Linked DNA regions of Homo sapiens: region 1 is linked to region 2. Evidence: read pairs that join two places in POLR2A ChIA-PET (ENCODE). Cell type or tissue: PC-9. All regions are shown on one strand. Links, peaks and the distances in the headings refer to the core of each region. The heading gives the core; the rest is flanking DNA. Region 1 holds the start of GPRIN1 (G protein regulated inducer of neurite outgrowth 1). Region 2 overlaps KIAA1191.

Region 1 (13,787 bases), core at 3,307-11,306, 260 kb after region 2:
AGAGCTCCTGATCCCCTCAAACCTGCTCCAAAACCATGGCTTTAATGCTCAGGCCCAAATCCCTAATCACCCTTGACTTTCACACCCCACGTCTATCAGCAAAACATAATGGAGTTACCATCAGAATATATCCAGCATCTGGCTACTGCCATCTGGACCCCCCACCATCTCTCACCTGGATTATCCCTGCCTTTTCCTTTGTCCCATAGCTTATTCTCAACACAGCAGCCAGAGGGATCTTAGTAAAACCCGAGACAAATCATGTACCCCTCTGCTCGGAACCAGGCAGTGTCTCCCCATCCCATGCAAAGTAAAAGTAAACTCCTTAGAATGGCTCAGAAGCCCCTGCATCTTCAGGCCCCGTCACCTCCTCTGCCCTTTCTGCTGCTGCTCTCCCTCTCCCTCACGCTGCTTCAGCCACGCGGGGTGCCTCGCTGTGCGCCTTGCTGTGCCTTGAACACGCCTGCCTCCATGCCTTGGCGCTGCCTGCTTCTTCTGCATGGAGAGATTTCTCTCCAAATATCTGCATGGTCGGCTCCCCAAGGCTTTCCCTGACCCATGCAATGTAAAACAGCCTCCTCCCCAGCTCTGGCTGGCATTCTCCACCCTCTTATTCTAATCAGTTTTCCTCCATAGTACCTGTCACCATCTGACATATCACATATATTCGCTTATTGCTTGTGGTGTGTTGCTCTCATTAAAATGCCAGCTCCAGGAGGTGGGGACTTTGCTGTGCTATCTGATATATCCCAGAGTTGAGACCTGGCACACATGCAGTAAGCAAGGAAGATCCTCATACGGATTTGTTCCATGAATGACTGAATGACCTAAGATGCAGAGCCACCTGTGCCCTCCTTGGCTCAAAACCCTCCTCATTCTTGCCGGAAATGTAAATTAGTTGTAATCTTTTTAGAAGGACATTTATCAATTTCTATCAAAGTTTACAACGCGCATAGCATTTGAGCCACCAAGCCCACCTCTAAGCATGGTCCTAAAGATAGACCTGGGGTCCTGAAGATGGTCCTGGGGTACACAAGGGCATGGCTAGTGATGAGAACAAGACGGGGAGGCAGGTTCTGTGAACTGTGGGACAACCACGCAGAGCACCGGGCAGCTACTAGAAGGTGTGGGGTAATGAGGGAAAGCACCCAAGATAAATTAATTGAAAAAGGCCAGGGGACAGCATCGCTACTGGGATCCCACGCGTGTAGCCAAGGAAAAGGACACACATGGATGGGTTTATTTATAAAGAGAATTTCTGGATGGAATCCTATAAAACTTTTAGCAGTGACTGCCTCTCAGAAGGAAGAGCGGGGATCTGAGGGTGGGAGAAGCTTTTCTTTGTGCGCCCCTTTGTGATGTTTAAATTGTGGTTATGTGCGCACATAGTCCTTTTTTTTTCCAATGGACAATAAAGAGAAACCTTTAATGACTCACTCTTACCTTTGGGGTAAAGTCCAGCTCTTTAATATGCTCCTAAGCCCCTATGTTTCTACTTAAGTGCTGGGATTTATCTTTCATTACCCACTCCCACCCCCAAAACATGTACACACACAGATACACACTCTCTCTCTCCCCCACCATCTCAGCCTCTACACACCCTCTTCTGGAGGAATCTCTCCCTCCCTTCTTGCCTGGCTGTCTCTTATTACACCTTCAGATCTCCGTTAAAACACCTCCTCCTCTAGTGGGCCTTGTTTGGCTACCAGCTTCCTGGGGATTCCTGTAGCCTCTCGTTCCTCCTCTAACAAGGCTCATGTCACTCTGCATCTGGCCATTTACACCTCTGGGTCCCTGGCCAGACCTCAGGTCTCTGGATGGGGACACAGTCGATACTGTTCACTACTGGGTCCCTCAGGCTCTGGCTTATGAGGTGGGGGAGGGGGACCATCACTAAGAGGGAACACAGGAAGAGGAACAGTTTTGCAGAGGATCATGGGGCACTGGGTTTCGGAAGTGGAACTGGAGTGCCCATGGGACTTATGGGGGGTGACATCCAGGAGGCAGTAGGAAGCAGGCCAGAAGCACGGGAGAGGTCTGGTTGGAATTCGTGGGATCACTGGATGGTCACCAGCCTGCAGGGGTCAGGCAGGCATCAGATTTGAGTGGCGTGAATTGAGTCCATCTTCATCTTTGGCCTTTTGATAGTGATATGGGCACAAATATTTGTTTTCTCCTACAAGGGAGATGATGAAAGACTCCTGACATCCCCAGACTGAGGGAGACAAGAGGGAGTGGTGGGGACTGTGGCAAACTAGAGGGCACTGGCCCCTTCTAAAGGGGCAACGGCACTCAATTCCTGCCAGCTGTGGCCAATTAGGAATCATTCCATTAACTCAGCATTTACTGAGCACACAGGCAATGTTCTAGGCATTATTCTTGGGACTGGGGATACAGCAGTGAATAAGAAATGTGGGGTCCCTGCCTTATAGATGCAGAAAGATTGGGAGGAGAGAAATAAACAAGTGGCAAATAAATCATAGTATTTCAAATAATGGATGCTGTGAAGACAAAGGAGTGGGCAGCTGGTTTAGACATGTGGTCAAGAAAGGCCCCTCTGAGGCAGTTACCATCTGAGCCAGCCATGAAGAGCTGGAGTGGAGTCGGAAAGGGGGTGGCAGCGGAAGAGGAGGCAGCAAATCACATGAGGCATGGTGGAGGAGGGGGGTTTAGCCTAAGGGCACTGGAAACCCTGGAAGTATTTTCTTTTTATTTGAGACAATGTCTCACTCTGTTGCCCAGGCTGGAGTGCAGTGGCGCGATCTCGGCTCACTGCAGCCTTGACCTCCTGGGCTCAAGTGATCCTCCCACCCCAGCCTCTCAATGTAATAGGATTATACCTTGATCTCTTGAGGCCAAGAGTTCCAGACCAGCATGGGCAACATAGCAGGATCTCGTGTCTACAATAGGATTATACCTAGCGCCTAGTGAGCCACTGTATCCCGCCCCTTGGAAGTATTTAAGCAGGGAAGTGAATGTGGCCGCTGTGCCTCCAGGTTTCCTAAATTTTTTTTTAGCTAAGTCATAAATCTGGATATCTGTATTTTATTTATTTATTTATTGAGACAGAGTTTTGCTCTTGTTGTCCAGGCTGGAGTGCAATGGTGCTATCTTGGCTCATTGCAACCTCTGCCTCCCAGGTTCAAGTGATTCTCCTGCCTCAGCCTCCCAAGTAGCTGGGATTACAGGCATGCGCCACCATGCCCAGCTAATTTTGTATTTTTAGTAGGGACAGGGTTTCTCCATGTTGGTCAGGCTGGTCTCGAACTCCTGACCTCAGGTGATTTGCCTACCTTGGCCTCCCAAAGTGCTGGGATTACAGACATGAGCTACCGCGCCCAGCATGGATATCCATGTTTTAAATATTGGCTAATTTAAAAAATATCATACAGGCTAAACAAAACACTTTTTTTTTTTTTTTTTGAGACAGAGTCTTACTCTGTCACCCAGGCTGGAGTGCAGTGGTACAATCTCAGCTCACTGCAACCTCTGCCTCCCGGGTTCAAGCAATTCTCGTACCTCAGCCACCCGAGTAGCTGGGGCTACAGGCGCACATCACCATGCCCAGCTAATTTTTTAAATTTTTACTAGAGACAGAGTTTCACCGTGTTGGCCAGGGTGGTCTCGAACTTCTGGCCTCAAGTGACTGGCTGCCTTGGCCTCCCAAAGTGCTGCGATTACAGGCATGGTCCACCATGCCCGGCCAAAACACTTTCATGAGCCAACTTTGACCCCTAGGTCACCAGCTTGCAACCTCTGATCCATCTGGCCCTTGGCCTATGGAAAAGGACGTTATAAGCCAGGGTGACCGGGAAGATGGTCAAGGGAAAGGGCCCTGGGGCGGAGTTCCGCGGCTGTAATCCCAGTGCTTTGGGAAGTCAAGGTGGGATGACTGCTTGAGGCCAGGAGTTCCAGATCAGCATGGGCAACACGGCAAGATCCCGTCTCTACAAAAACTTTAAATTAAAATTAAAAAAAAAAAAGAAATTAGCCAGGTGTGGTGGCATGTACTTATAGTCCTGCCTGCTCCAGAGGCTGAGGCAGGAGGATCTCTTGAGTCCAGGAGTTTGAGGCTGCAGTGAGCTATGATCAGCCTGGGTAACAGAACAAGAAACTGTCTTTAAAACAGAGACAGGGAGAGAGAGAAAGGGCCCAGGCTCCAGTGAGGGCCAGGATCTGCCTACCATGCCTGCCTGTTTCCTTCTCTGGAAAACAGGAATTCAACAGCTGCCTGGCTGGTGTACAGGGAGTTTAGCTGGAGCTGGAAGGAGTCAGCAAAGGATATAGGAAGGGTGCTCTGGGCCCTCACTACCCCTCATTTCAGCCCTGGAAGCCCAGCCCTGGGGTCCTCACACACCAGCCCAGCCAATAAGCTCCTCTCCCTGGGTGCAGCCCGGGCAGAAAGTCAGGCCAGCCCACCGCTTATCAGCTCTGTGACTTCAAGCAACGCCCTTCTCCTCCTTGGGGACCCTGAAGAACCCACCTCCTGCTCCCCCAGGGCTATAGTGAGAATTAAAGAAAATGAGGGGTGTGCCTGACTCTGCTCACTTTAGGGCTGGGCTGTGTCTGTGGAAGGCCTGTTTTTATCTGCTCAGCCTGTCAGAGCCCAGCTGTGCTCCCAGGAGGGGGCAGGGGAGGAAAGGGTCTGCAGCAGGGACACAAACCAGCAAAACCTGACCCTCAGACAGGCTTGTTTGACCCACAGAGCTAAACACATTTTAAAATCAGTTTTAAAAAGGAATTAACCGATCAACTTCTAAACATTAGAAGATTTCATGTGACAGTAAGATTTCCAGCTTCTCTTGGAAAACTAAAATTTGGCAGTCTGAGCGTGCTTCCTGCCTGGCAACATTCAGCTGGAGCCCCAAAGGGACAGCCTCCTTAGATGGGGGTGTACTCTCCAATCAGCCACAATCCCCCCTCTTCCCCACGGTGTCCTAGACACTGAGGCTGACTGTCTGCTGCCATCAATCATGGAATTCTCACTGTCGTTTTTCTCACAGCCGGCCCTTCATGTATGTTACCCTCCTGGCCTGTAGCCACCTGAGTGTGGACCCTGGAGCACAATGCCATGAAAGGCAGAGGTGACCTTGTACAAGTCGAGCCCTTACTATGTGCAAATCCCACCCGCCTGCCAGGCAGCTGTTGTAGTCCTGTTTTCCAGAGGAAGAAACAGGTTCTAAGAGGCAAGCTTGGCTCAGCTGATAACATGCCCCTTCTGAAAGTCCCCAGGCTTCCCGTCCCCAACTTGTATTTTCCAGCCTCTGAGATGGGATAAAGTCCAGGGTAGGGACAGAGAGCCTGGTCAGGGAGGTAGAAAGATGTGGGGTCAAGCCCCAGCTTAGTCATTGACATCCTCTATGACTCTGAGTGAGTTTTTCTACTCCGTGGGTCTCAGTTTTCCAATCTGTGAAATGGGAGAGGGGATGTAGTTACATCTGGAAGAGATAGGCCAGCCCTGGGTTTCAGAACTGCCCCAAGACCACTCCCAGAGGCTCTACTGCTCACAGTTCTGCTGGGCCCTTCCTGGATCTTGGGGAGGCCTGAGGATCCTCGAGCTGCTTCTCTGAGAGGCAGCCCAGGCCTGAGGCCCCACATTCTCTCCCCGCAACTACCCCACTAGAACCCAGCTCCATTACCTGGGCCCAGCACGCTCACTGTCTTTCTTTTTTTGAGACCGAGTCTTGTTTTGTTGCCTAGGCCGGAGTGCAGTGGCATGATCTCGGCTCACTGCAATCTCCACCTTCCAGGTTCAAGTGATTCTCCTGCCTCAGCCTCCCGAGTAGCTGGGATTACAGGCATGTGCCACGACACCTGGCTAATTTTTGTATTTTTTGTAGAGACAGGGTTTCACCATGTTGTTTAGGCTGGTCTTGAACTCCTGGCCTCAAGTGATCCACCCACCTCGGCCTCTCAAAGTGTTGGGATTACAGGCATGAGCCACTGCACCCGGTCTCAGTCTCTTTTTATCATCTGGATCCCACAACAATCTCATGAGGGGGGCATTATCATCCCATTTCACAGATGAGGCCACTGAAGTCAGAGGGAGAAGACTTGACCAAGGGCACACAACTGGGGCACACAACTGGGGCACACAACTTGGTCAAGACTTGACCAAGGGCACACAACTGAGGGAAGGCTGTAGCTCAAAGCCAGTTGTGCCCAAGCACAAAACCTGAGTTCTTTCTAAGATCGTGGACACTGACACTTGGCTCTTTTTTTTTTTTTTTTTTTTTTTTTTTTTTTTTTTTTCTGAAGACAGGGTCTCACTCTGTTACCCAGGCTAGAGTGCAGTGACACAATCATACCTCCCTGTAGCCTCCAACTCCTCAGCTCAAGCAATCTTCCCTCATCAGACTCCTAAGTAGCTATAGGCATGCGCCATCACACCCAGCTAATCTTTAAATTTTTGTAGAGATGGGGGTCTTGGTATGTTGCCCAAGCTTGTCTCAAATTCCTGGCCTCAAGCAATCCTCCTGCCTGGGCTTCTCAAAGTATTGGGATTACAGGTATGAGCCACTGCACCTGGCCTGACACTTGGTTCTCAAAACCCCCTTTCTGGTTTTTGAGGTCAGGCCAAGGTTCCTCCCAAGCAACAGTGCCAAGGAGCATGCAGTAGAAGAAGCAAGAGCTCCCCTCCCCCTGCATACATTCCCCCACCTGTGGGAACGCACACACCCTATGAGCAGATGAGCCTGTACACTTGGGCACAAACAGGTTGAGTGTGGCCTGACTGAGGCAGAAGGCAGAAATGTCTGCTAGGTATGTAGGCGGGCTCACCTGGCATGCAAAGGAGTGAACAGACTGCTTGTGGATGTATGTACCAGCTTGGGCCACTCTGGGGCCAGGACCTGGCTCCTGTGTTCTGCTCAAGAAGAGCTTGTTGTGCGTATGTACACCCTGCATGTGCAGAATGGCCTGTGTGTTTGTGCCTCGTGGGGGCTACTTGGACCCTGTGGGTATCTCACTCCTAGGAGAGCTTATCTGGGTGTTGCACAGGTGCCTGTGTCCTGCTCCCAGGGAGAGCAGCAGCCCCTGTGGCTGCCCATTCAGGCCACAGAGACCTGGCCAGCCATTCCTTTCCCTCTAGGATTTCTTTCCAGCATGGAGCTATCCTTACACCCATAAACAGGGCCAGAACTGCCAAGCACCTGCAAATACCTCTTCTGTGCTGACAAGACCAACAAAGGCTTGAGGGACTTCGTCAGGCATCTGAGTGTGTCTGAGAATCTCAGTCTGCTGCCCCTCGTCCCCTTCTCTCGTAGTGCCCTCAGAGCAGCGAAGTCTCCTGCTCGGGGGTGTGGGGGGAGAAGGAATCTAAAGGTGTTAGCCAGACCTGCTTCCAGAAACGGCCCTCAGACCATGCATACATACATACATAGGAGGGCAAGAATGGACGTTCATGGACGTGCAAACGTGGGCCAGTGTGGGTGGGAGTGGGCAGCACGCTAAGAGACAGAGTGTGTGTGTAAGAGGGAGTGTGTGCACAAGGGTGGCAGTCTACTCCAGGGTATCTGGGTACGCAAGGGACCCCATGAGCAGGGGTGAGCAGGCCAGGGCAGGGTGGCCCCGAGTGTGTTGTGATCAGGGAGTATTGTTGAGTTGATGTCCATGCTGTGATCCGCGATGGCTGGTTTGAGTGCGTAGCTGTGCCTGGGTGTGTACGCAAGGCTCCCACCCAGTACCCTGGGTGACAGGTGGCCGTGTGTATGAGTCTAATGGAATGACCAACAGCCATTGTGTGTGTGCGGTAGACCTGTGGCCTCACTCGAGGAAATGAGGCGCCCGTGCGTGAACGCGGTGTTGTGTGATCGCGCCCCGGAGTGTGTGCCACACTGGTTGTGTGACGGCGAGTGTGCTCAGTAGTGCGAGTGGAGCCAGTGGAGCGTTGAGCTCGCTCCGGGGAAGATGAATCAACGCGGGAGGACGCCCTCCCCCCAGTGGCGGGAAGCACCCCCTCCCGCGCGGCCATGCCGAACAAAGCCAGCGGGCGGCGGCAAGGCCGGGCGCGGGGCCGACCCCACAGCCAGGTCAGCCTGGCCCGCCGGGCCCCTCTGATGTTCGGCCCAGGGCTGCGGGACCCGCCCCCGCCCCGCCCCGCCCCGCCCCGCCCCGGCGAGGAGCCTGGAAACAGACACCCACCGCCCCCAGCCGCGCGCACACACCCGGGCTCATGCCGCGCGAGGTGTCCGAGCCCCGCCGCCGGGGGGCTTCGAGGACCCTGGACAGCGGCTCCGGGGCGGCAGCGAGCGGATGAAGGGGCTGCCGCCGCCCGCCCGGAAAGACAGCGGGTGTGGGCGCGGCGCTTACCAGGCAGTGCCGCTGCTCCGGCTCCTGGGCGAGATGCGCTCCGGCTCCCGCCGCCGCCGCCGCCGCCGCCCGAGCGGCCTCGGCTGCCTCCGGCCGGGCTGGCGGGAGGACCCGCAGACTCGGCGCCGCCGTCCCCAGCGCCGGCTCCGCGCTCCCGCCCCGCGCCCCGCCCCGGGCATGCGCAGTAGCCGCCCGGCCGCCTCGGAACCGCGAGGGGGCGGTGACCGCGGGGAAACCGCGGCCGGAGGGAGCGAGGGAGGGGCGCCCCTCGCTGGCCAACCCTAACTGCGGCCGCTGGGCTCCCGGGTTCCGCGCCGTCCTCGAGCGGGTTCCCACTTCACAGACAGGGAGACTGAGGGCCGGAGAGGCTGCCCCTTTGCTGCGAGCTTGCTGAGGGCGGGGCGCGCCGTCTAGCAGATCTTAGACCAGCCCCTCGAAAGCCCTCGCCTGGCTTGACCAAGGAGGGAACTGGGGCTCAGAGGGGGCAGTCGCCGGCCTGAGGACTCGAGGCGCCTGGATGGGGACCCAGGTCGGCGCGATCTCCCGGCTCCGCCAGCGAGGAAATTTCCCGCCTCCGCCCCCCCCACCCCCGGCCGCACTTCCGGCCTCCTCTTCCCCGCCCCCGGCCCTTTGTCTCGCCGCTGCCCACGCTCCAGCGAGTGGCGGGGACGCCGGAGGTAGTGGTGCGGGAGAGATGCCTTCCAGTCCCTGGCTGCGGCCTCCCCGGGGGCCCGCCCGCCCTCCCCCCTCCCCCTGGATACCCTCGAGCAAATCATTTCACCTCTCTGCACTTCAGTTTCTCGATCTGTAAAACGGGACTAACATTATGCACCTCACGGTGGTCTTGGAAGGGCAAAGTAGGTGTTCAGGGGTTTCCAGTGGTATCTGAATCACCAAGGACACAGAGACTCGCTGCCCACCCCCTCCACATTTCCCTGCAGAGAAGGAGTTCCCTTCCCCTTGACTTCCCAGAGGAGAAAAAATAATTCCGTAATTGCTCTAGATGTGACAAAACCCTCTCGCACCGGTACTATGAAGCCACCACCATCTATTAATCAATGGTAACAACCATTGGCAATGATGCTTATGTAGGGCCAGACACGGCGCTAAGATTCTGTTTACAGGTTTTATCTAATTTCAATTTCCAATCGCTTAGGAGCAAGTTAATATTAATGTATTATATCTCCATTTTTCAGATAAGAAAAGAGAAGCAGATAAGTAACTTGTTTGTGGTCACACATCTAGTTAGTAGTGGAGCTGGGATTACAAACCCATGCAGTCTAACTTTGAAACCTCACTTCTTATTCTTACATTTTACTCCCCTCTCTTACTTGGTGAACCGTAAGTCACCGTGATCCTTTAAAATATATATATATATATATATATATATATATATATATATATATATATATATATATATATATTTAAAATTCTAGGTGATAAATGAAGAAAATCCGTGGGACTGGCGTCTCCAGGCAGCACGCCAGGCAAGGAGAAAACCTCAGCGTGTCGGACCGGTTTCAGAACCACGGACAGCACCACACCAGGGCTGCTTCCTCACATTTCCGGTCCTGAAAATTGCTCATTCACTGCCCACAAGGCCATTTCGCTTCAGAGCTTACAAACCCTTATTCCACATTCATCATTTCATTTTTTTCTCCCTACAGCCCTTCAAAGTAAACATTACTGGCTCCATGACACAGATGAAATTAAGGCTTGGAGAAGTTCACAGATGTGAAAAGTGGCAAGAACCAACCTGTGATCGAAAAAGGTCCCCCTGGGACAGGACAAGGGTGGACAGGAGCAGAGACTAGGCAGGAGTGAGGAGGCTATGGCAGGTGTTCAGGTGAGCGATGATGATGCCTGAACCACGGCGGCATTTGTAGGGATGGAGAGGAAGAGTCAGATTGGATACCTATCTAGGGGTAAAATCAATAGGCCTTGACCATGAGGTGGATGTGGGTGGAGGGGAGAGAGAACTCTGCTGTCTCTCTGAGATTCTGCCTTGGGGAGCCAGGTGGATGAAGGACAGATAATTTATGAGCTCTGGGGGGAAAGAGGGGTTTATAGGATGGCCGTGCTGATACATTTGAGTCCAGAACTGAGTTCTGCCGTGGCCAAAGCTGAAGGCAGACAAGGGAGCCCATCCACCTCCAGCTGGTGCCGGAGGTCATGGGAGGGGTGTCGGCACATGGGAGGACGTACACATCAGGTACACACCAGGTAGGGAGACACAAGGGCCCTAGGCCAACCCTGAGGCACGCCAACATGAAGGGACTGGCTGGGAAAAGGAGGCTGCAGCAAAGAATGAGAAGCAGTCATCTGAGAAGCCAGAAGCAGCCCAGGAGAGTGTTATGTCTCAGAAGCCAAGGGAGAGAGTGTTCCAGAAGGCAGGAGAGTCACCACATCAAGAAGACAAGATATGGCCTGAAAGGTGTCCTCTGGACTTTGAAAGTTGATGACATGCAGTCAGTGGAGAAGCGGGGTGGAAGGCAGCCATGGTGGGGGGTAGGTTGATGAGGAAATAGGAGTAAGGAAATGGAGTGGGCAAGTAGACAACTTCCTCAGAAAGTCTGGGCTTTGAGAGAGAAAACAGGAATGACAGTCTCTCCAGAGGGATGGGAGGTTGAGCTGAAGGAGACTTGAAGGCATTTAAATTCTGATGGGAGGGGCCCAGTACAGAGGGAAAGGGCAAGGTGTCAGCAAAAGAGAGGACCAGGGCTGGGTCTGGATGCTCAGGTGGAAGGTGGGGATGGGATCCAGAACCCCAGGGCAGCTCCCAGACCTGGAGATAAAGATCAAAAGCATGTGGTTTATTTGTGAGGTGCAAGGACACCAGCAGGGGAGTGGGAAGGTGACCCAGGAAGGGAAGGCAGCCAGTATGAGGTTATTATTCAGTCGGCTACCACAGTGAGTGAAGCTTAATCCTGCAGGGAACTCTTGGAAAATGGGGTAAATACACATTTTGGAATTCTCCTGGCTGAGGGCAAGGGAGGTGGGGTATTTATATCCCAACACCAGCAGATGTTGGTTAAGGGCCATCCCTGGAATGTGTTGCATGGGCTGTATGTTAATTCCCAGGCATTCCTGGCCCACAATGAATGTGGGCAAAGTGGGTCCCAGCAGCCTGAGAGCATCTCTCTGACAAAGATGCAGGTACTGCTGGGAGTCCTGCCGGTAGGCACAAAAATGATAAGGGCACCCAAAGGGATGTGGTCAGAGTTCTGGCAGTGCCTGCTATGTGGACACTGGAGCCTCTTTAAAATCTGGGTCCTCTGCCATGCTCTGCAACCACTCTTGTTCCATAGGGACTTGTTGATAAAAACATTTTTAAAATGAAAATTTCCAGACAACAAAACAAAGCACTTGCTAACGCAGAGGAGGAGCTCAAAACAGGTACGGAGGCAGTTGATGTGGGTTCAGTCCTGGCTTTGCCAGTTACTAGCTGTATGGCCTTGGTTGAGGTCTCTCTTAGCCTCGATATCATCCTATACAATGCTTAGCTCTCAGAGCTCTAAGGAAGATGTAGGGAGGAAAAATACACCAAGTGCTTTTGCTGTGGACAGCAGTGTTATGGCAAGCCCAGCACCGCACACCCTTTTCTGACCACGGCACCTCCATCTTCCTTGGGAGACCACCTCCCCACCCCAGCCCATGTGGTGGGATGGGATGGATCCCAGTGCCAGCTCTAGGGTGGGCAGTGACCCAGGTCACTGATTTGTTCTGGGGGGAGGGGGAGTCAGGGATGGAGCACGGAACCAAAGCCACCTGCTTCTCATACTCTCCTGGAATTTTGGGCCTTGCTGAATCGGTGTTGCATACACCTGGAATTGCTGGGGGTCATCTTTGTCCCCGTGTGGAGAGAATCCATCTGGTCCCAGGTTGTGACTCATCCTAGGGTTCAGGCTCACCCTGTGACAAATGACATGGTCACCCACACCCGTGTGAGTGTGTGTATGTATCTCGGGTTGCTCTGCCACTGGGGAGCCATACACACTCGTACGCACCAGAAGATAAACAAGTGCCTGCAGCTCCTTGGCTGGCGCCCAGGCCGGGGGTGGAATAAACAATCCCAGTGACTTTCTGAAAAGCAAGCGTGTGTGGCAACAGGCACCATGGAGACAAGCAGACTGTACCAGAGCAGAGACAGCAGCCACCCCCCAAAGCCACCCCTGCGCGCGCGCACACACACACACACACACACACACACACAAAATATGTATCTTGCCCTCTTTCCCCTCTCGTTCACATTCATATCATGTTCATATCTCCTCCATAAAGCACAATCCCCTTCTCACACCCAGGCAGCTACTCCCATTCTAGCTTTGTTTGAGGCTAAAACTTTTGAGGTCTGAGACTCCCAAGACAACAGCATCCACAGTTCCTGAACTCGTTGCCTGGATACTGGCCCTGGTCTAGGCCATATTTCAGCAAATTGAAGCCACTAGAGAAGGTGTGTGCTCTGTGTGTGGGGGGGGGAGGGGGGAGGGCAGGCAGTGCCATATAAACCCAACTTTCTGTAAAGTTCTTGTGTTTGCTTCAGGGATGCACACACCACATACAAACACACACTCCTTCAAGAAATACTTACCTGTAGTTGTAGTTGGCTATGAAGATTGAAGAATTTTTTATATTTTTTTATTTAAAAATAAAAATAAAAAATACTTACCCAGACCCCACACACCTGCACCCTCTGAATACTCGGATCCACACCCATCCTCCTGTGTGCCGTGTATAACCCAGCACCCCCCAGATGATGATAACGATGGTAGTATACCACTTACTGTACATTAGTGTTTTACAGTCATCACCTCATTCTATTTAATCCTAAAGAAAACCATCTGAGACAATACAATTATTCCCATTTCATAGGTGAGGAAACTAAAAAGTTCAGAGACATTAAGTAACTTGCCAGGGTTGCACAACTAGAAAGTAATAAAGTTGGGAGTCAAACTCTAGCCCTACTCAGACACCCACACAACGCCCTCATACATGTGCACATGCTACATACATACACATATGCACACACATGAGGAAACTCTACCTCCTCAGTCAGCCCAGATAACTGATGCACATCGGGTCACCTTTCCCACCCTGATCTCCTCACATGCACTATCCCCGGGCCCTCACAGTGCTGCACTGATGGTCATGAGAGCCCCAGCCTGGGCACACAGGCACACAGCCTGCTGCTCACACAGGCCCCCTCCCCCCTCGCTGCACCCCCCTCACCCCCAGCAGCTGCGGCCCGGCCTGGATGAGGGAGGCCCCAGGATTCGGATGGGTGACTCAGGCTGAATCATGGCCCAGCTGCTCCTTGGCAGCCCTCTCTCCCATTCTGCCCGAGAGCCTTTTTTTTTTTCCTTTTTCTTTTTTGAGACAGGGTCTTGCTTTGCCTAGGATGGAGTGCAGTGTCATGATCACAGCTCACTGCAGCCTCCAATACCTGAGCCCAAGCAATCCTCCCACCTCAGTTTCCC
Region 2 (15,018 bases), core at 7,019-15,018:
GTATGAATTCTAGGGATTTGAACATATAATATTTCAATGAACAAATGCATGCTTTTCCTGAATCCTGCTTATCTGGCCAGCATAGCTTGCAGAAGTCAGTCACAGTCATTCTGAGGCCAGTCACACACACGGTCTCCCTGCAAGGAGCCCTGTCCACGGACGGGGAAAAGCAGAAGCAGGTAGGATCAGTTCAATTCATATATTTATCCAGGCAACAGATATCTACTGAATGTCCTCTCTGTCCTCTGTGCTCACTGGGAAAACCTTAATGAATAAGACCAGCATGGCATCTGCCCTCACAGAGCTTACTGTTTAGTGGAGAGATTGATCCTAAATGAATAATGATACAAGTAACCTATAGTTACATAGAGTAAATGCTATGAAGGAAGTACAAGTGCACAAAATCTATTTTTGGAGGGATCCAGGAAGGCCTCCCTGAAGAAGTGATACCTCATCTAAGACATTAAGTAGGCGGGGCGCAAGGGCTCACCCCTGTAATCCTAACACTTTGGGATGCTGAGGTGGATGGATCACCTGAGGTCAGGAGTTCAAGACCAGCCTGGCCAACATGGCAGATCCCCATCTCTACTAAAAATACAAAAATTAGCCAGGCGTGGTGGTGGGTGCCTGTAATCCCAGCTGCTTGGGAGGCTGAGGCAGGAGAATTGGTTGAACCCGGGAGGCAGAGGTTGCAGTGAGCTGAGATCGTGCCACTGCACTCCAGCCTGGGCAGCAGAGCAAGACTCCATCTCAAAAAGAAATAAATAAAAGACATGAAGTAATGGTGTTAGCCAGGCAAATGGGGAGACAAGAGTTTTCCAGAAAGAAGGCACTGAATGTCCAAGGGCCTTGAGGCAAAAAGATGCTTAGTGAGTCCAAGGAACATAGAACAAGCTAGCAGGGCAAGGATGTAGTGAGTAAGGGGAGAATAACACTAAATGAGACTAGAATAGTCCATGGAGGAGGTTGTGAAGGGCCATCTTGGCCATGCTAAGGAAATTCAGCTGGTTCTAATAACAGAGTGAAGCCATCAAAGTGGTTGGTTCCAAGTAAGGGAGTGTCATGATCAGATCTGCAAATTTAAAGGCTGCTCTACCTGATGTGTAGCGAATCATTTGGCAGAGGGCCAGAGGGGCCAGGGGAGGGGTAATGGTGACAAGGGTGTGGCAAGGACAGAAGGACAGTGGAGAAGGCAGTGGATGGGACAGAAGCACTTTGAAGATAACTTTGACAGGGCTCTTAAGTGACTGAGTCTGAAGGGTGACTCCCAGGGTTCTGCCATTACTGATATGGAGAAAGATCTGCAAAGAAGATGAAGAGCTCAGGTTTGACATATTAGGTAGGAGATTCCTATAGTGATGATGATGATGATGATGATGATGATGAAATAATAATTAACTCTTGTATTGATCCAAAACTACTAACAATACTATCAGCTGAAATATCTTGAGCCAGGCATTATGGCTCAAACCCTTTTCAATGCTAAATGTCCTCATACAGTAATCAGCAACCTCTGACATAACAACTCTTATCCCTACCGAAGCATAAAATCCAAGGCCTTGTTGACTAGACCAGCAGGGCTGAAGTCCACTGGCCAGGGTTTCCTCCCCCATAGACAGTGCTGAGATGGGCACTGCTAACATTTGCTTCTTTAACTTTCCTGCATGATTTAATAAACTCCACATTCTTCTTGCTTGCCCTCTAAGTTTCCCCTGTCCCACCCTATTCAGTCAACTTTTTTTCCACTTCTTTCAAAATCATTTTTGTATTTTTCAGAGTGGCACATGCCTTAAGAAAATCAAAGTCTACAAAAAGGCTCTTCCTAAGACAATTCCTAACTAGTCTCAAATAAAACAGCTCATATTTCCCTATTTACAACCCTCTAAGTCTATAGATACCCTGTTTGCTCTCAAAGGCCAAACTCCACATTATAATGTGGCCTACCCTACCTTCCAATCTCATCTAGTACTTGTCTCCCTTTTATTACTCTGATTTTTTTAAGTTTCTCGATTTATAAAGTCATTACCTTATGTTAGCTGAAACACTTTAAGTATCAAATGTAATTTTCATTGCCTTCCATGGATGCCATTAACGTGGTATATGCATCCCCAGTGCTTCCACCCAGTTCCAGAGGCTGGGAAGTCCAAGGTCGAGGGGCTGCACCCGGGAAGGACTTCTTGCTGCGTCTTACCACGGCAGAAGGCTTCCTACCCTGATTTTCTGTCTTGTTCTCTAAGCATGCTTTTCCTCAGGACATTTGCTATTGCTGTTCTCCATGGACTGCTTTTCCCTTTGACCTTTGCATGGTTGCCTCCTCATCCGTCAATACTCAGCTCACAGACCCTCCGTGGCTAGAGTGGGCTGCTTCCCTTATTCCCCTCAGTGTTACTGTTTATCACAGCATCTGATTTATTTATTTGATTGCATTTGCCACAAACTATAATCAATATTGTTGACTAACTTATCATCAGGCTTCCTGCAACTAGAATATCAGTCCACAAGGACTGGGCCCAAGGCTCTAAATTCCACTGTGTCCCCAGACTCTAGCCAGTTCCTGATATGCAGTAGGTGCTCAGTAAATGTGTGCTGTTTGAAGGTTGAAAGGGCCTTGCACTTCCATCTCAAGGCAGCTTTGTTTCCTGTGTTTCCAGACTTTTTGAACATGCTGTTGTATACTTACTGTACTTCTTCACAGATTACAGACTTTAGTTTTGAGAGATTTTGCTTTTCCATCATTTTATCTGAAGGTTGAGAAAAAACATATTGAATGTATTACTTGAAAATGTAACCTGATAAACCGCTTAAAATGTAACCTGATATACCACTTAAAATGATTTGTTCTGTGTCCTAAATCTGGATACAGTGTAGCTCAGTCCTTTTAATAACTGTTAGTGAAAGTGCCATCATCCCCGTTTGATAAATGAGGAGACTGAGAAATGATGGTGTACTTATGTGCAACTGGAAGTCTTCAAGTCCCCAGAACTCTCTCAATACATTTGCCTAATGTGACCTTCTGCTCATTTGCCTCAATTCCACACACTTCTAGAATCTATTGGGGCTGGCCTGTAGATTTGGGATGAGATACCTTTATAACTTTTTGTTTTCCTATTTTCATTTTTAGACCTACGGAAAAGTAGAAAGAATAGTATAACGAATGCCCATATATATACCGTTTACGCTGATTCATTAGCTTCTAAGATTTTGACACATTTGGTTTACCTATTGATCCATGTATATACCATTTTTTCTGAAACAGTTGATAAGTGCGCCATCATAATTGTATTGCTTAAGTACTTCAGCATGTTCAGCATGTATCTCCTAAGCGTAAGGATATTGTACTTCATACCACTGTGCATTATCACACTCACGAAACTTTTCTTTTTTTGTTTTTTTGTTTTGTTTTGTTTTGTTTTTTTTGAGACGGAGTCTAGCTCTGTCGTCCAGGCTGGAGTGCAGTGGTGTGATCTTGGCTCACTACAACCTCCACCTCCCGGGTTCAAGCAATTCTCCCACCCTCAGGCTTCCGAGTAGCTGGGATTACAGGCATGCACCACCATGCCCAGCTAATTTTTTTGTATTTTTAGTAGAGACAGGGTTTCACCATGTTGGCCAGGCTGGTCTCAAACTCCTGACCTCAGGTGATCTGCCCATCTCCGCCTCCCAAAGCACTGGTATGACAGGCATGAGCCACCACAGCCTGCCATGAAACTTGTTCTTGATAGAATATTATCTAATAGTGTCCCAGTAATATACTTTTTAGGTAGTTGATTTTAGATTGAGCCAGGATACGGTCAAATATGAAGCACTGTACTTGGCAGTCATACTCTTTGGTCTCCTTTAGTCCAGCACAGTTCCCAGCTTTTACTTGTCTTTCATAATAGACATTTTTTAAGAGTCCAGGCCAGTTATTTTGTACATGTCCTATGATTGGGATGTTTAATTGCTTACTCGTGATCACACTCATGTTAAATACTGTTGACAAGAACATGGAGTAGGCCAGGCACGGTGGCTCACACCTGTAATCCCAGCACTTTGGGAGGCCGAGGCTTGCGGATCACTTGAGGTCAGGAGTATACACACACACACACACACACACACACACACACACACACCTGAGACTGGGTAATTTATAAAGAAAAGTTTAGTTGGCTCACAGTTCTACAGGCTGTACAGGAGGCATAGTGGCCTTTGCTTCCAGTGAGGCCTCAGGAAACACAATCGTGGCTCAAGGGGAAGCAGACACGTTTTACGTGGCCACAGCAGAATAAAGAGTGAGGAGGTGCTACGTAAACACTTTAAACCACCAGACCTCATGATAACTCACCATCACTAGAACAGCACCAAGGGGATGGTGCTCAACCATTCATGAGAAATCACCCCCACCAGGCCCCACCTCCAACATCAGGGATTACAATTTGGGACTGTCTAGTTGTTTATTCATGATCATACTCATGTTAAATACTATTGGCTAAAACATGGACTAGATGAATATGTCTAATTGTTTCCTCAGTATTTTCATTTTTTGACCATGTTATGTGATCATAAAAAATGACACAGATCCAAACCATATCACTTTTTTTAATGTAAAACTTCTTAAGGACCCGAGAGAACTGAGAACAAAGGGCCTTTTGGAAGTGGAGTTACTGCAGGCACTCACACAGCCTTCGACTTGTATCCCTGTAGCTAGTCAGCAAGTCTTTGCCAAGACTCTACCTACCAAAATTAGACTTCTTAAAAAGAATTAAAAAGCAGTTCAGAGCACCCAACTGACTTTTTTCCCTCTTGCAGAACACTTAAGGAGTTCCGTGATCGACCGAAAGGACTTAATAATCAAAAGGATTAAGCCCAAACCCCAGCAAGGAGATGACATCACAGTGGTAGACGTAGAGAAGCAGATTGAGGCCTTCCGCAGCCGCCTGATCCAGATGCTGGGGGAGCCTCTTGTCCCCCAACTCCAAGACAAAGTGCACTTGTTGAAGCTCCTGCTCTTCTATGCTGCGGACTTGAACCCTGATGCAGAGCCCTTTCAAAAGGGCTGGAGCGGCTCCTGAGGGCCTGCCAAGCACTGAATGCCAAGAATACCTCCTGAACTCTCTCTCCAACTGCTCAGAAGCTCTAAAAGCATGAAAAGTGGTTAAAATCTTACAGGACCAAACCTGCATTATTTAATCAGTAGGTTGTAATTTCTAACTCTAGTAAATATCTTTTTTTAAATAATCCTATCCTAGCCTGTTCTCAAATATGGCTTAAATATACAAGGTATATATATTTTTTAATAAATTATTTATCTATACTTTTTTGAAACAGGTTAATACTCTGTGCATCACATGTTTAACATTTTCATTCAAGATGTGGAAAAAATCCCTCTGCTGAACCTAGTCTATACACCAATATTATGTCATTCAAGGTACCGACAACCTGTTTCAGGAGAGAGACGTTCATTTTTCCCTAATGAAATGCAAGCATTCTGTTAGACCTATTATATTGCCTGTTAATTTGACTGTAATGAATAGGGGGTAGAAACAAAAGGATCAAGTGTGTTATAAAACATTTGATGTTAAAAGGAGACAATAAAAAGGCAATGGTTTTTCAAAATACCAAGTTCAGTGTGACTCTGGGTGGGTAGAGTGGAATAACTATTGTTAAAAGGACAAAAAAATAGCCACATTTGAGAAAGTAGTAAGGATTTTTATTGTCAAAACGAGATCATAATAGAAGACACAAATAAATTAATTGTTCTCATAATTTTAGACTCCAGGGCCTCTCTATGGAAAGGCCAGCTTCTTATACAGACAAGGTACTATCCAAAACAAAAAGCAGGTATTTGAGACAGTGTTCAAGACAACAAGTGAACTTGTACACAGTGAAGAGAAATAAAAAGGTGGCTTCTGTATTTCCCTCCCTCAGTAAGGTTATGTGTTGCATAAAGGGATGAGGCTCATTTTGGTGAAAAATGCTTTCATACAGAAAATTTTGAATTGAGTGACCTCCCCGCACAGGCGTTCCAGGCCCTGACCTGAACAAGGAAATCAAAGTAAGTTAACACCACTGGCTTCACATGAACCTCAAGACTATAATCTAACGGTATCTACCATCTCCTTTACTTTAAAAAAGTTTAATGTCCATTTACCTATACCAAATCAGTAGACTTAATTTTCTCTCTTAGGAAGTTTTTAACCAAATTACAGCTAAATTAATCTCACTTTAAAGTGCAAGAAAGGCTCTGCTAGAGTAGTGTTTGTTCTGTGGCATAGAAAGAGGAGCATGCCTCCTCCGGCACTGGCCTAAGAGGCCCCACATGAAGAACTAGCTGCAAGACAGTGATCCATTAGGTCTGCCAAAAAGCAGGGGGACTCAAGGTTCAGCCTAGAAAGAGGGGTCCCTGCCAAGTCTGGCTTTTACCTGTACCCAGGTCCCAAACAAACCTTGGGTCCCCTAACTGATAAGGCTGGAGCACAGCACCAGTCATCAACAGGGCCAAAGTCGTCTTAGCGAGTCAGTGAGCACCTCTAAGCCATGATTTGTCAATGCTCACATGGATAGTGGTAAAGGAATAAAGAAGCCTGGGTTTTGGAACAGTACAAACATTCTTTACCTAGTAAGCAGTGATCAAAGTTCTTACCTAGGGTAAATGATGAAAAAAATAGGTAATGAGGTCCCCATACACCCGTGCTGAGAATATTAGTCTAACTTTAAAGCAGTACAAAATGGCTTCTTCCACACAACAAGGGCAAGCTTTATACTAATGTTTCTCAAAAACCAATTACATCTCCAGCTCTAGCCTCAATTTAATAGGTTTTTTACTTTACTTTATTTATTTATTTATTGATGGCGTCTCGTTCTGTCGCCCAGGCTGGAGTGTAATGGCATGATCTCAGCTCGGTACAACATCTGCTTCCTGGGTTCAGGCGATTCTCCTGCCTCAGCCTCCCAAGTAGCTGGGACTACAGGCGCCCACCACCACGCCCAGCTAATTTTTGTATTTTTAGTAGAGACGGGGTTTCACCATGTTGGCCAGGCTGGTCTTGAACTCCTGACCTCAGGTATCCACCTACCTTGGCCTCCCAAAGTGCTGGGATTACAGGCGTGAGCCACCACGCCCAGCTGATTAAGTTTTTAAATATACCTTTCCTATGTCAAAGCCAAGGTAAAAGGGGAGTGGGATGCAAGAAACCACCTTTACCAGAATCCCTGGAAAGAGGGCTCTAGAAGCCAGTGGGTGTGAGCACATTCAGGTCACGGGGTTTGAGGTTATGGGCCCGTGGTGGCTGTTTCTTTCCTTCCATCACTGGGATGTCCATCTTGGGGGGCTTCAAGGCTGCTGGATCTTCAGCCATTCGGTTGGCCTGGGCACGTATCAGTTCCAATGGAGAGGGCTTCTGGGCTCCTCGGTAGGCCTGGGTGGCAAAACTTCCTACAAAAGTGAACCAGAGTGCAAATGATTTCAAAACCAGTAAACAGCTCCCGGTATACAATATGGTAAGATGTCTGCCATGCTGCTCTCTTTTTTGAAGGTGCTGCCTTACCAGAATCGTACTTCTGAAGGGATCTCGGTCCAAAGAGGCTCCACTTATCTGACAAGTTTCTGTCCTTATCCCCACTTCCAGAGTCCATGGTGCTAGGATTTGGGCCAGGTAAGGCTGTGGAAGAACCAGAAGTGAACCAGCCCCTGGGAAAGAAAGAACAAAACATATCCTAAAATACCTCTTCCTTCGCCCCTAGAAATGTCTCACACCAAAAGAACAGGGAACTATCCCTTCTCCCTCTGAAACCACAGGCTTAAATACAACCTCATCTGCCACACTAGCTTTCCTGAAGCACGCAGGAACTCGGAAGGGTCACAGGAAGGGCTCACCTGGGCCTCTGCTTAGGTGAAGAGTGCGGAGTGGTGCTTGGGGTGGACTGGGCTGATGCAGGCTGCCTCTCTTCTTTTGTTACCTCTCCACTCTGTAACTTTAGTTTCTGCTCAGATGGGTAAGAAGAGAGACTTTTTAAAAATGAAAGCAAATTCCAAACAGATAAGTCTAGGCATAAAAAATTTGGTTCGCATTCTAACTTTAGGCAGAAGACATCTACAGGTGGAATGATTTCGGATGATCTAACAGGTAGTCCTTTGTTTTTGCCATACTAGATGGAACTCCATCTCCTTAAAAAATGTGTTCATTCTACACTATATCATGAACATCCCTGTACTTAAAGCTTTACACTACAACTTTTACTTTCAGAAACGTGAAGTAATTTCCCCACATTCCCCCAGACAGTAAAATGGAAGAGCCAGAACGCTAGCTGCCAGCCTTCTTGGCCTTTTAAGCAGGGCTTAAGCTCTTGTCTCGCTGCTGCTCCTACCATGTACAAAGCCCTGCCCATCCTCAGTCTCTCCAAGCCAATACTCAGGCATGCTGCTTCTCTCCAGCTAAATGCTTCCTCTGAGGAGCCTGTTCCATTCTCTCCTCCTTCTCTCCCATAGTCAGCCACTCTGGGTTCCCTCAGCACCGTGAGCATTCCTCTGACTCGCAGTCTAGTGGGGAGAGACAGGTCTACATCTCAGCTCTTCTAGAGCAAGGTTCCCATGCTGTTTCCTCCCTCCAGGCCTGCCACGCCACTGCTTAACCCAAGCTGCACACCAAACAATGATCACGTTTGAATTTTCTCAAACGCTCAACAGATCCATTCATGTAAGTTGACAATCTGTTACAAGATGTAAGTTACAGCTAATATTTCAGCCATCCTCATGTTCTACTCCTATGGGCAAGACACAGAAAGTGGGTCAACCAAAGTCAATCCTACCATTATATAAGGTGAATTGCTCAAATAGAATTCTCACTGACCTATCCTGGAAAGTTCTCAGTTAAGGGTCAAAGGCTGCCGGTGCCCCTCTCTGGAAGCTTCTGTCTTGTTTGAAAGCTTAAACTGGCCACCAGCCCAAACCTGATTTCCTATAGCAGTTTTTAAACCTAGCCTGCAAAAGAATCATCTGGAATGCTCATTACAAAATGCAAACAGGGCCGGGTGCGGTGGCTCATACATGTAATCCCAGCACTTTGGGAGGCCAAGGCAGGTGGATCACATGAAGTCAGGAGTTCAAGACCAGCCTGGCCAACATGGTGAAATCCCATCTCTACTAAAAATCAGCTGGGCATGGTGGCGCATGCCTGTAAATCCTAGCTATTTGGGAGGCTGAGTTGGGAGGATCACTTGAACCCGGGAGGCAGAGGTTGCAGTGAGCCGAGATCACAACACTGTACTCCAGCCTGGGTGACTGCAAACAGGCCACAGTTTTATATCCACAGTTTTATATCCCCACCCACAGGCCACCAGATCCGGGTTATTCCTCGTTATGTATAATGTATACCATGATTCTTTCCTGCGTCGTGTGCTCTCCTCACCTTGCCCTCATCATACCCTGTTCAGAACTCTTAAAATAAAGCTTGGAACAAGCCTGGATTCTGACCCCCCCTTGCCTAAAGAAGACAGCCCAAGTTTCTTAACTGTAATTGTGTCTCTTCACAATCTGCCCCTGACTTCCATATGAGCCCCTTCAGGAGCCAGATTTCCAGGCTGCTTTGGAATGAGGAGGAAGAAGCCAACAGGAAGTAAGGCATCAGGAGACTTGGGTTCGGGTACTATGACTGGCTGAATAGATGGCCTCGAACCTCAATCTCCTCATTTACAAAATATGGAGAAGAGCATCTGTCCCAAAAGGTGATTGTGAGGATGAAATGAATGCAAGTGCTTCACAATCATAAAACACTATCCAGTATGAAGCGGTCTTCACTGAAAGAAAGTCATTTGAAACTATTCATTCAAATACTTGGCTATCACTAAATTAACCCTTACCAAAATTCTTCACTTATAGAAATGAAATAGCAAAAACATTCCAATTCCACATTTGATTTTAACTTGTTCCTTTCCAGTTAAGCTGTTACCTCTGTTGAGGCTGCCCAGTTCTCCCCAAGATACTCCACATTTGCTTTATGATTCATAAAGTACTCCTATGTATATGTAAGCTGAGGCTCTCACTTGATTCTGCTAACCAGAAGTAGCAAAACAGACACCCCACTGTATAGGTGGATAAGCAAAAACTACGAGGCTAAGAGCTCGGGAGCGAGACTAACTCCACAGCCCCCAACTAACTGAGCTGGTAACTTCAAAACCACAGCCACATTTCAAGCCATGAACACTGAAGGTTTTGTTTTTTCAAAGTTCCTAAGAGCTTACGTGGAGTGCTTCGGCCACTCGAAGGTACTTGGTCTCCTCGGTGGTGAGGCCCTTGTGGGGTGTGTAGCCAGCATCTCTCAGCCCTGCCTGTCGCTCAAAATGCTGAATGCTTTCCTGGGTCTGTTCTGGGAACAGAGGAGATGACAGTCATGCCCATTCCCCTCTCCCATCACAAAATAAGGAGGACAACATGGATATCTACTATTCTCCCCAGAAGCAAGAGACCACACTGACCATTCAAAGAAGAGGAGACTTTCCCCAGAGAGGCACCACAGCAGTAATTCTGAACCTCACACAAAGGCTCTCTAGCCAGAAGGAAGCCTTCCCTCACACCAAGCTGAAGAGGTTATTCCTAAAGGGACAGCTGAAGAACCTTGAGGACAATACTCCCACCCTCCTCTTAGTTGTACATGGTGACATTTTCTTTGTATTTAGAAATGCAACATGGGGCTGGATGCAGTAGCTCACACCTGTAATCCCAGCACTTTGGGAGGTCAAGGCGGGCGGATCAAGAGGTCAGGACATCCAGACCATCCTGGCTAACAAGGTGAAACCCCATCTCTACTAAAAATACAAAAATTAGCTGGGTGTGGTGGCAGGCGCCTGTAGTCCCAGCTACTCGGGAGTCTGAGGCAGGAGAATGGCGTGAACCCGGGAGGCGGAGCTTGCAGTGAGTCGAGATCGTGCCACTGCACTCCAGCCTGGGCGACAGAGCAAGACTCCATCTCAAAAAAAAAAAAAAAGTTACATTGTGCTAAAAGAACAATGAATAAGTTTTGTAACACTGCTAGAACACATTCTCAAGCTTGTAAAATAAAAGTAGTGTTGCTGATTCAACAGATGTGAATAAGAAAATCAAAGTATAGGTGGTGCGTGATGGCTCACACCTGTAATCCCAGCACTTTGGTTGGCCTAGGCGGGCAGATCACGAGGTCAGGAGTTTGAGACCATCCTGCCCAACAGAGTGAAACCCCATCTCTACTAAAAATACAGAAATTAGCCAGGCGTGGTGGTGGGCGCCTGTAGTCCCAGCTACTCCAGAGGCTGAGGTGGGAGAATTGCTTGAACCTGGGAGGCGAAGGTTGTGGTGAGCTGAGACCACAGCATTGCACTCCAGCCTGGGTGACAGAGTGAGACTCTGTCTCAAAACAAAAAAAAAAAAGAAGAGAAACCAAAGTAAGAGTCTGGACCTTTGGTTCTTGGTGAATTCACTAGGAATTGCCCAGGACAAACTGATGCCCTCCTGGAGAAGATAAACAAGGGCTTCTGACTTCAAAAATGAGCCAACCAAGGAGAACCTCTATGTACCTTACCCTGGTAGGGGCACAACTGCTGACAAACAGAGCCATGTATCTAATTGTTAACTTCCCACAGCAACCTGTACAGCCCTCCAGAATGAAGAAGTTTAGTTAGCTTGTTATAAGGTTAAAAAAAAATCCAAGTTCTCATATCAGGTTTCATTAGGATGACCAATCATACATTCTTAAGACTAAAGACACTTGGACCTGGTCCTCTTCCTGGTAGACCAACTTTGAGCTGTTTAAAAAAAAAAAAACAAAAAAAAAAACAAAAACTGGGGTAAGTGGGAAATGCCCGGATGTTTCCCCTTCTCCAGCAGAGCTTGAAACAGTAACAGCAGCAGCTGCCGCCACTGAGCACTGGGCCTTCTGATCCTCACCTCAACCTGCCAGTGAAATTCCCCATTTTAGAGCGGGGCAGTCTCTGTAGTTAAGTAGCTTGCCCAAGGCCACAGTGACAGAGCTGGGAACATGAGATCATATCAACAAAGCAGCAGGAATGCACCTAAATCAGATAAGATGCTTAACATTTGGCAAATCTTCCACTTAATAAATGGAGCTTCAATACTGACATGATTCAGCAGCCAAACTGACATTTTTTAGGATAAGGTAAGGCGAGCGTGTTGCAGTATCATCTCCAATCAGCTTGTAGGAAGCCTCAACTCTTCCCTGCCCCTATGGCACTCTACTCTGAGGGTGAAGAGTGCTTACTTGTGATCAGAGAATTCATGATGACATGGGTAGCTTTAGCCTTCACCACTGGGACCTTGTCCACACTGTCAATGGCTGATGACAGGGTCATGGCAGGGGAGGGTAGACTGGCCTCTCCTTCCTCCACCTGTTCAAGAGAGGTACAGTACAGAAGCACTTAGGCAGGGCAGGGGAGTCACACACCTAAACTTACTCCTTTGGGGAGGAAGTTACTGAAATAACATTAATCTGGTAAGTGAGGAAATCATTGAAGGGAGGAGTTGGTCATCTCCACCCAGCTAGATAGGTATTATCCATAGAGACAACAAAGAAAGACATTAGGTGAATAGTTTACATTTATAAAGGTGGGAAAGCCAGAATTTGAAGCTCTGACGTCTACTACCTTCCCAGACTATGATCTTCCGATATACTATAGTACTATGCCCTAAGAATGCAGAAGAAATGCTTATTACGAAGCACTGACCACATCCCAGGCACTATGCTAGATCTTAATTGATGAGAGCACTGGCTAAGTGGTTCTGACCCTGTGCCAGCCATTAGAACAGACTGCCGGGCTCCACCTCAGAGTTTGATTCAGTAGGTCCCTGTTAGTCTGGGGTGGAGTTCAAGAATTTCTTTCTAATAAATTCCCAGGTGTTACTGATGCTGCCGGTCCCAAGACCACACCTTGAGGACCACTGCTCCCAAGGTTCAAGTAATGGTCTTTTGAAACAAACAAAAAAAATCTACTTAGCTCCTCATTTTCAACCTGCAAGAGCTGGCAGCCTCCACCTTCTGCAATCGAAACACCTGATACCTTGCTCAGGCCTAGCAGGGAGGAGAGAACAAGACTTATTCTTTATTCTGTGCTTGTCTGGAAGAACTGAGAAGAAAGTAAGATGGTTGAAAAGGGGGGACAGATAAAAAGTAATGAAAAATGTTGTATCCTTACTACAAAACAGAATTTATACCTTTAAGCTGTGACCTTGAGTAAAACTTGAGCCTGTTTCCTTACTGGGAAGACGGTTGATTCCTAACATGGGGAGAGTTAGGGCAAATGAATAGGATCGCATGCAATGAGTCAAGCGGAGCTCTCCTTTGGAGCAGCTGTTCCAAGCCATCAGCTGTTCCAGCTGAGGCCCAGAAGAAATCTGGAAGCCCGCTCATCCCTTGCCTTGTGGAGCCATCAGCAGGGTGTGTGGCCTGGCAAGCACCACCAGAAGCCCTGCTCACCTCCTGCTCTGGACCCTAAAGCCCATTGCTCTGACATCACAGGCAAGCTGCAGCAGGCCTTTTCTCCCTGCACTTTTGCTACTTGTTACATGGAATACTCTCCCTGAACAACTGACTGGGTCATATTTCAGTAGATAATTGATAGAGGGAATATCCCCCAGAGCTGTAGGGGCACTTTCTTAGAAAGGAGCTGTCTGCCCTGAAAGTCTGTTGGAGGCGGGGGGAAAAACACTCCTTAGAAATTATCAAATATGGCTCTACTAAGAGAAAGTTAAGCAGGGAGCCTGCAGTCATAATATCAGCTACACAGCTAATACACAATGTGCCAACCCTTTACATCCCCTGACTGAATCCCCACAACACCTCTATGACATAAGGTATTCCCAACTCTCAGAGAGAGACACTGGGGCTCAGGGTAAAGTTGTGTGCCCAAGGTCTTGCTAGGGCAGACCACCTGGGACTCACACCCAGGCCTATTTCAGTGGACCCTTACTGTGTACTGCCTGTCAGGCCCTGAGCTACCATGTGGCTCAAAGTTCAGAGAAACTGTAGCTACAGGTTAAACAGCCTTACGTGAACTTGGCGGGCCTACTTTATTCAGGCAACAGTCTAGCCTTTCTTGTATTCTTGGTGGCTGGAGAGTCAGAGGGGAGAGAGTCCCTGAGGTCGGGAAGCAGAGGCTCCAATAATGCGAACCTACGAAACTAGACTGCACGAAGGACTGTGAGGTATGTTCGGAAGGGCCTTAGGAAGGAGGCAGTTCTTACAGAGGATGGCCATGGGCAAAGGCAGCTGAGGCTGGAGGTACAGCATGAGGACAGGTACAGCATGTGTTCAAGAAAGGGCCAATTTTTTTCCCCAATCACAAAATGAGCAGTTTTTGGGAATCTATGCCAGGCCATCGGCTGGATCCTGCAGATAAGAGTACAAACCTAGACATGGCCCCTGTCCTCAGGAAGCTAATGGAGGGCGAGAAAGCAATGCAGGGATGACGACGGGGACCATGGTACCGTGGGGAGCTCAGAGGGAGAGGTGATGGCCTTATCAGGAGGACGGAGATGTCAGGAAAACTGTCACAGAAGAGACTTTTGAGCTAAGACTTAAAGGATACCAGTTTTCAGGCAAATGGAGTGGGAGAAAAGGTGAGAGGACAGGATGTGGATGGCAAACATCCTAAACAATCAGGGCAGTGTGAGCCAAAAACTGACAGGCAGAAAATACGCTGCTAAGTGCAAGAATTTTAGGTAACTTGCACAGTTCAAGCACTGGGTAGGGGAGCTGGAGAGATGCAGGCAGGACTTAGATCACATGGACTGTGGATCATGCTGAGCTTGGATTTAGCTCTGTGGGGAATATGAAGAGTCTCAGGAGCAGACAAGGCCATTCTAGTTTTGAATTAAAAAGAAAAAAAAAAGGAGGGAGATTTAAAAAACCATCTATTGGGTACACTGTACACTATTCGGGTGACGGGTGCACTAAAAGCCCAGACTTCACCACTATACAATTCATCCATGCGAACAACACCTCGGGTAACCCTAAAGCTACTGATTTTTTTTTTAACAAAATAAATAAAATCTTA

What was found. Peaks named below come from ENCODE experiments on the same cell type or tissue, not always from the same donor. Only the 100,000 strongest peaks of a DNase experiment are listed, where the experiment ranks them.
Region 1: POLR2A ChIA-PET joins it to region 2 with 19 read pairs; 5 of 35 experiments call an interaction of 5 or more read pairs at or near these places.

The regions. Positions count from the first base shown.
Region 1 is chr5:176,601,689-176,615,475 of GRCh38, forward strand. It overlaps GPRIN1 (G protein regulated inducer of neurite outgrowth 1), which reads right to left and starts at 8,468. Exons shown (of 2, transcript NM_052899.3): 1 at 8,311-8,468. RefSeq lists silencers at 8,049-8,108, 8,169-8,798, 9,700-9,994. In PC-9, for the core only: a CTCF peak has its summit at 8,624; a DNase peak (open chromatin) is centred at 9,873; H3K4me3 peaks cover 1,411 bases.
Region 2 is chr5:176,340,395-176,355,412 of GRCh38, forward strand. It overlaps KIAA1191, which reads right to left. Exons shown (of 9, transcript NM_020444.5): 5 at 12,228-12,354; 6 at 10,219-10,343; 7 at 7,856-7,962; 8 at 7,527-7,669; 9 at 5,668-7,414. The coding sequence ends at 7,206. It overlaps SIMC1 (SUMO interacting motifs containing 1), which reads left to right. Exons shown (of 10, transcript NM_001308195.2): 10 at 4,789-5,595. The coding sequence ends at 5,051. Among named protein-coding and RNA genes, the nearest start is that of KIAA1191, 14 kb to the right of the region's middle. In PC-9, for the core only: no CTCF peak of the experiment used is centred there; a DNase peak (open chromatin) is centred at 12,017; H3K27ac peaks cover 764 bases.